Linked DNA regions of Homo sapiens: region 2 is linked to region 1. The links are chromatin contacts, found by Hi-C or POLR2A ChIA-PET in ENCODE. All regions are on one chromosome and are shown on one strand. Each heading gives the region's core, a stretch centred on a gene start or an enhancer-like site at or near the end of the contact. The rest is flanking DNA. Distances are from core to core; before and after follow the strand shown. Region 1 overlaps WDR73 (WD repeat domain 73). Region 2 overlaps SLC28A1 (solute carrier family 28 member 1).

The links. A loop is a pair of places that touch in the nucleus more often than their neighbours do. ChIA-PET counts read pairs that join two places held with the same protein, here RNA polymerase II (POLR2A). Pooled maps may share reads with other maps.
Region 2: a loop to region 1 is called in a pooled map, with 5 times the contacts of the local background. The contact joins two enhancer-like sites. A Hi-C loop is called at or near these places in 12 of 50 pooled maps. POLR2A ChIA-PET finds 5 or more read pairs at or near these places in 7 of 52 experiments (AG04449, CD8-positive, alpha-beta T cell, HEK293T and 4 more).

What each region holds. Positions count from the first base shown.
Region 1 is chr15:84,636,664-84,640,228 of GRCh38, reverse strand. WDR73 (WD repeat domain 73) reads left to right here. Exons shown (of 8, transcript NM_032856.5): 8 at 1-944. It also overlaps the pseudogene SCAND2P. Among named protein-coding and RNA genes, the nearest start is that of WDR73, 16 kb to the left of the region's middle. Within about 2 kb of position 1,893, at least 2 of the 41 ENCODE cell types and tissues checked have a DNase peak (open chromatin) inside an H3K27ac peak, as active enhancers do.
Region 2 is chr15:84,926,428-84,929,992 of GRCh38, reverse strand. All of the region lies in intron 12 of SLC28A1 (solute carrier family 28 member 1), which reads right to left. Among named protein-coding and RNA genes, the nearest start is that of SLC28A1, 44 kb to the right of the region's middle. RefSeq lists an enhancer at 1,867-1,926. Within about 2 kb of position 1,637, at least 21 of the 41 ENCODE cell types and tissues checked have a DNase peak (open chromatin) inside an H3K27ac peak, as active enhancers do.

The DNA.
Region 1 (3,565 bases), core at 644-3,143:
TGCTTCCCACAGGACTGCGTCGCTCCCACTGCTCTGAGGTCCATTGTGGGGGAGAGTTGCCACTGGGATTCCACCTCAAGGCCTGGGGACCAAGCCTCCAGGATTCCTCTTGAGACTCCTCCACTATTTCATTACCATCCCGCCACATCTTCTAGTGCTATGCCCTGGTTCCCTTTGGAATCCTCTCAATCCCAAAGAAGGCCTCCTACCACCTCTAAGGCATCAAAGGTGTTAGAAAGTGCCCCAAGACTCAACAGGGCATCCATCTCATCATAGAAGACACTGGTGCCTGGTGTGTAGGTGCTCCTGGCTTTGCAGTAGTCGGTCAGGAGGTTTTTGAACCGATAGCAACATTGCTCCAGGGTCCACAGGAAGCCATGTTCTCACAGCTGCTCAGCCATAATCCGGTACACCTGGTGGTTTCGATGGCAGGTGCGGAGTTTTTCGTGGATCCAGGCCTCTGAGAATTCCCAGAAAAATCTTGGTTTCTTTGTATCCCCAGTGCACTCCTGCCACCTTCTCATCCTCCAGGGCCTGCCACTCCAGCTCGCTCCAGGTCTTGGCTTTTCTCCAGATTAGCACCTGGCCAGACTTGACTCTCACCCCAGCCACTGAGCAGTCTTTCACACTCTCTTTTTCTCCAGAATTTGAAGATCTAGATGCTGTGGGTTTTCATCCTACTCCACGTGGGAGTTCACTTTGGGCCTATGGATTGGAAAATCTGTTTGCAGGCAGACAAAAGGGAGATGTAATGGTTTGGTAAATCTAATCCCAACCATTTTATATGCCAGGGAGAGGAGATAGTAATTTTTTTTTTTTAATTCTGGGGGGATTCTTGGGAAAGCTCAGTGAAAAGAACAACTAGAAAAAAAAATTCAGGCCCAAATGCATAACTATATATCCACGTTCATCTATCTTAAATAAAATTCAGACACATACCTAAACTGACCATCTCCCTAAAATGAGCTTTCCTTTCTGGGTCAAGAAATTCATCCTTGGTGAAACTGACTATGGTATTGGATTTCCTTTGAGTAAGATTTAAGGAAGAAATAGATTTGAAATATTCAACCCAGGGGGAAAGGGTGGGAGCAGGGGGGTGAGGGATAAAAGACTACACACTGGGTACAGACTGAGGGGATAAAAGACTGCACACTGGGGCCCCGTGGTGGCTCAGGCCTGTAATCCCAGCACTTTGGGAGGCCGAGGCAGGCAGATTACTTAAGGTCAGGAGTTCAAGACCAGCCTGGCCAACATGGTGAAACCCCATCTCTGCCAAAAAAAAAAAAAAAAAATACAAAAATTAGCTGGGCGTGGTGGCACATCTCTGTAATCCCAGCGACTCAGGAGGCTGAGGCAGGAGAATCACTTGAACCCGGGAGGCAGATGTTGCAGTGAGTCAAGATCATACCACTCCACTCCAGCCTGGGTGATAGAATGAGACTCAGTCTCAAAAAAAAAAAAAAGAAAAAAACAAAGACTACACATTGGGTACAGACTTGATGGATAAAAAAGACTACCCTTGGGTGATGGGTGCACCAAAATCTCAGAAATCACCACTGAAGAACTTTTCCATGCAACCAAACACTACTTGTTCCCCAAACACTACTGAAATAAAAGTTTAAAAAAAATACGTAAGAACAGACATAGGGAAAAAGAAAAAAAATTCAACTTGAAAAAGGTCTGGAGTAGTGAATACTACAGAAACTCCATAGCTAACTTTGACTATGAAAAAAAAAAAAAGGCATTCTTACCCAGCGTGACCTCATTTTCAGAATTCTGCTGAGTTATTTCTAGGTGGTTCTTCAGTCCAGGTTCTGGATCCCTCCATGCCTCCTAGGAGATATACACAGCCGAATCACCAGGTGTCACTAGCTCCTGAGGAAACAACACCCCTTCTCAAAACACATGGCCTCAGAACAAAATGCCTCTCTAATGCCTGAGTCAGGGCAAGTGACACAACAGAAGAAATGAAACAGTGATTATTTTGGCTTTTAAATGCAATCAAGCGGGCAGGAGGAGACAGAAAAGAAACAAGCTGACATTATGCACTGAGCCAGAAGCTTCTCAGACTTGCCCAGAGTTACACAGCAAGTCCAGGGTATGGCTGGGAATTCAACTCAAGGCTGTTGGACTCTGAAGCTTTTGGTTTTTGTTTTTTTTCCTCCACTACACAGTACTGCATGCCATGTGAGCAAGATCCCGACACAGAATGAAGTAACCAGTATCTTTAAGGCAAACAAGCAGATCAGTAGAATCTGATGATTTCAGGGTCAAAGAAAAGAATAATTTTAATGCAATCCCTCATTACCACAGCCATGGCACTGGCCTCATATGGGTAAGGAGATTTGGGCAACCTTTTGCAGGCTGATGAAATTTTGGAGCCTAAATTGTAAAGTTACTGGGCCTCCCTGCTGGGTAAAATTCTTTTGGAATTTCTGAGCGGCAAGAGAGTTGGTTGCAGGAGCCCCACTTGGGTAGTAAAAGGTGACCTGAGGGGGATTGGGGGCTAGGGGAGGGAGAGCATTAGGAGAAATACCTAATGTAGACGATGGGTTGGTGGGTGCAGCAAACCACCATGGCACGTGTGTACCTATGTAACAAACCTGCATGTTCTGCACATGTACCCCAGAACTTAAAGTATAATAAAAAGAGAAAATTTAAAAAAAAAGAAATATAATCTGTAAAGACAAATGACTTAATCGTTTTCCCAAAAGGAGAAAACTGAGCTGTGCCTCAAGAGTTATATTTCTATTAAAAAAAAAAGAGAGAGAGAAAAGGTGATCTATATAAGAGAAATGGCTGACTCACCTGGGAGCTGCTCACTATCTCCTGGCCACCCCTGCTCTTCTCTGCAGGAATTCCCAGAGCCACATCAGGCAGGGCTGGGGGAAGAAAAGGGAGGCATTAGAGTACATGGCTCTCAGCTCCTCTTGGGGACTAGCCCAACTGGGTTCAGACACAGAACAGCCTTTCCTCCCCCTCTTAGTATCTGCTTTGTCCTATCAAAGGAAGGTTGGTGAAAAACCAAAATGAAACATTTCTTTTTTTTTTTTTTTTTGAGACGGAGTCTCACTCTGTCGCCCAGGCTGGAGTGCAGTGGCACAATCTCAGCTCACTGCAAGCTCCGCCTCCCAGGTTCAGGCCATTCTCCTGCCTCAGCCTCCTGAGTAGCTGGGACTACAGGTGCCCACCACCACACCCGGCTAATTTTTTGTATTTTTAGTAGAGACGGGGTTTCACTGTGTTAGCCAGGATGGTCTCGATCTCCTGACCTCATGATCCGCCCGCCTCTGCCTCCCAAAGTGCTGGGATTACAGGCGTGAGCCACCATGCCCAGCCAAAATGAAACGTTTCTAAAATGAAAGTTTTAGGTTTTCCCCTCCATATCCATCTAGGTACTGACTGTCAGGGTTTTATGATTTTGTTTTTCAGGTTTTTTGTTTGCTTTTTGTTTTTTTGAGACAGGGCCTCGATCTGTCGCCCAGGCTGGAGTGCAGTGGCGTGACCTTGGCTTACCGCAGCCTTAACCTCCTGGGCTCAGGTGATCCTCCCACCTCAGCCTTCT
Region 2 (3,565 bases), core at 388-2,887, 290 kb before region 1:
CACCTCCCCACTGCCAGCTACTCTGCAGGGCTGTGACATTCCCCAGCCCTGCCTCCCAGGCACCTGGTCAGGAGAGCCTTCCATCCTAGCATCCCAGGGCCCACGCCTGCCCATAACCCTTCTCTCTCTGACCCAAAGGGTCTCGCTCTGTCACCCAGGCTGGAGTGTAATGGCATGATCATGGCTCACTATAGCCTTGACCTCCTGGGCTCAAGTGATCCTCCCACTTCAGCCTCCCCAGTACCTGGGACTATAGATGTGTGCCACCATGCCCAAGTAATTTTTTATTTTTTAAATTTTTTGTGGAGATAGGGGTCTCCCTATGTTGCCCATGCTGGTCTCAAGCTCCTGGTCTCAGCCATCCTCCTGCCTTGGCCTCCCAAAGTACTGAAATGACAGGCATGAGCCACTGCACCCAGCCTAGAAGCCACATTTTTTTTTTTTTTTTTGAAACAGAGTCTTGCTGTGTTGCTCAGGCTGGAGTGCAATGGGGCGATCTCGGCTCACTGCAACCTCTGCCTCCCGGGTTCAAGCAATTCTCCCACCTCAGACTCCTGAGTAGCTGGGGTTACAGGCACCTGACATCATACCTGGCTAATTTTTGTATTTTTGTAGAGACAGGGTTTCTCCATGTTGCCCAGGCTGGTCTTGAACTCCTGACCTCAGGTGATCCACCCGCCTCGGCCTCCCAAAGTGCTGGAATTACAGGTGTGAGCCACCGCGCCCGGCCATAGCCACATTTTAAAAAGGAAAAAGAAATAGGTTAAATTAATTTTAATAATGTCTTATTTAACTCAATATATCCAAAATATTTTCTTTCCACCCATGTAATCAATATAAAACTATCAATATGGATGACAAAATAAAAATTTAAAATTAATAAAACATCTTAAAAGTTTTTCAATACGACTAGCCTCATTTCAAGTGCTCAATAGCTATGTGTGTTTGGTGGCTACTGTACTGGACCGTGGAGATCTAGAAATATCCAGATATTAGCAATAGGAGGGATGTGCGGAGAAGGGAGCCAGAGATTGAGCAACAAAGTGGTTTTAAGAATCTGGGAGCTTGGAGGCTGGGCGCAGTGGCTCATGCCTGTAATCCCAGCAGTTTGGGAGGCCGAGGCGGGTGGATCACCTGAGGTGAGGAGTTCAAGGCCAGCCTGGCCAACATGGTGAAACCCTGTCTCTACTAAAAATACACAAATTAGCTGGGTTGGTGGCGCATGCCTGTAATCCCAGCTACTTGGGAGGCTGAGGCAGGAGAATTGCTTGAACCTGGGAGGTGGAGGTTGTAGTGAGCCGAGATTGAGCCACTGCACTCCAGCCTGGGCGACAGAGGGAGACTCTGTCTCAAAAAAAAAGAAAGAAAGAAAGAAAAGAAAGAAAGAAAAGAAAGAAAGAAAGAAAGAAAGAAAGAAAGAAAGAAAGAAAGAAAGAAAGAAAGAAAGAAAGAAAGAAAGAAAGAACGAACGAACCTGGGAGCTTGAAGGAAAGGGCAAGAGAGACCTTTCTGGGATTCAGAGGCTGAGGGCAGAGCCAAAGATACTGAGGAACTGACTGGGGAAGGAAGTTAGAGGGCGTGCAGTACAGGGCTGGTGCAGTGACTGTCATGAGCCAGGTGGGGGCAAAAGAGAGCTGCTCTGGAGAAAAGACTGGGGCAGACCCAGAGATTGAAGGGAAGGAAGGTTTGTTTGTTAGGTGCTTTTCCTCTGGGCCAGCTATAGTTGTAGTCTGGGGCTTTCAAACCAGAGACTGTAAAATGGAGGCTCAAGGGCACCTAGGGATGATCCTGGCTGCCTCTGCCCATTCTGTGCAGCTAAAGGGAAGTGGGTACCCAGGCCCTGTCAATGGGGAAGCCAGACTGCCCAGGGCTGGGCCTGGACTTTTGCCTGAGAAAGGGAAGAAAAGAGGGCTGAGTTTTAAGCCAGATTGTGGAAATGGGCGAGCATTCTTCCAGTGTTTAAGTTCTAAGTAATGACTAGGAGGAACACCAGCGTTATTCTTTTCGTTGTCTAAGGGGACCAGAACAAGGTTAAGACATTTAAAGCCCTAAGTTCTGAAAATATTATGGCATCCCCCTCCCCCAATATCCTGCCATGAAAAAAAGTTTCAGGAACAAAGTTTTGGGTTTCCATTTTTGAAATATCAAATTCCTTCTGCTGGGACTCTTAAAACAAAACCTAGAATAAAGGGCTCAGAAGTAGCCTCAGAAGAAGTTTTTCTGTCCTGCCCTCCCATTTATCAGTCCAATTCTCCTTCAAGGCTAGCCATAAAAACTAGAATTCCCCTTCTCCAAGGCAGGGCACGGAGACCAGAAGCCCTTTTCCCCAAAGCCAGCCATAAAGCCTAAAAACATTGCTTTAACTTCCCTCTGCCTTTCTGGGTAAAAAGTGGCAATAAAGAAATTATCTGACCTACTTTGTTTGAGTGTAGGTCATAAGACCCCCCCTTCCAGAGAGGATCTTGCCCCATACCCAGAAGGAAAAAATGCTCAGAGAGCCCAAGAAGAGTCTACACAGACAGGCTTTGCTGTTTTTCCTCCACTCAGTCGATTAGTATTAGATCACACTCTGTTTGTCCAATTCTATTTCTATGTGGCTATCCATACTTTGTTGAACCTGAGCGTAAAAATGGACAATTTTCCCTGTATCTTTGGGTCTTCCTTCTGAAGGCCCCCGTGTGTATGCATTAAATAAATTTGTGTGCCTTTCTCCTGTTAATCTCCCTTTTGTGAGCTGATTTTTCAGTGAACCTTCAGAGGACGTAGGGGAAATTTTCCCTTGGCCTCCACACTTCCAAAAACAATTGGTGGTGGGGTGGGTGGGTGCACCAGTTTTAATGAGCCCTTTTCTAGGCCTCAGCAAGACAGGTGCAAACCAGATGACAGTCTCTAGAATTCTAGATGGGAGGGTACCAGGCCAGAAACCAAAGCCCCTGAGCCCAAGGGGACTTCTTGAAAAGTCACGCAACAGCTGGCCCTGCCCAGACAGCTCTGTGGCATGTAGAGCTGAGCTTATTGGTGTGGTCCAGGCATCCGGAGTGAAGGAGAGATGGAGGGGCAGGCTGGCTGTTTGTTCACCCATCTCTCATCATCCCCAGGGACAGAGATGAGAGAGACAGGTGGAATTTGGGATTAAAGAAGGGGACAATGTAGGTCATTTTCTGGTCACCGCCTACCACCACCCCCCCCCTCCCCCCACCCCCCACACAGCATCCAGAGAGCCTGGGGCAGGGGCAGAGAGCCAGAAGGCAGGGCAGGGTCAATCTCCAAATCAGCACATACAGGCCACCTCACTCTCATGCTGAATGCTACCACCTTGTGTGGGGCAACTTACCCAGCTTATGACTGTACTGCTGGGCATTTAGGCTGTCCAGTTTTCTTGCTTTTGCAAATGTTGGAATTTTGCATTTCTTGAACACTTGTGAGAATATCCCTATATCACAATTTTTCTAGCTGGATCAAAGGGAAAGAATATTTTTAAAGTGATTGAAGCTGGATGCAATGGCTCATGCCTGTAATCCTAATATTTTGGGAGGCCAAGGCAGGAGGATTGCTTGAGCCCAGG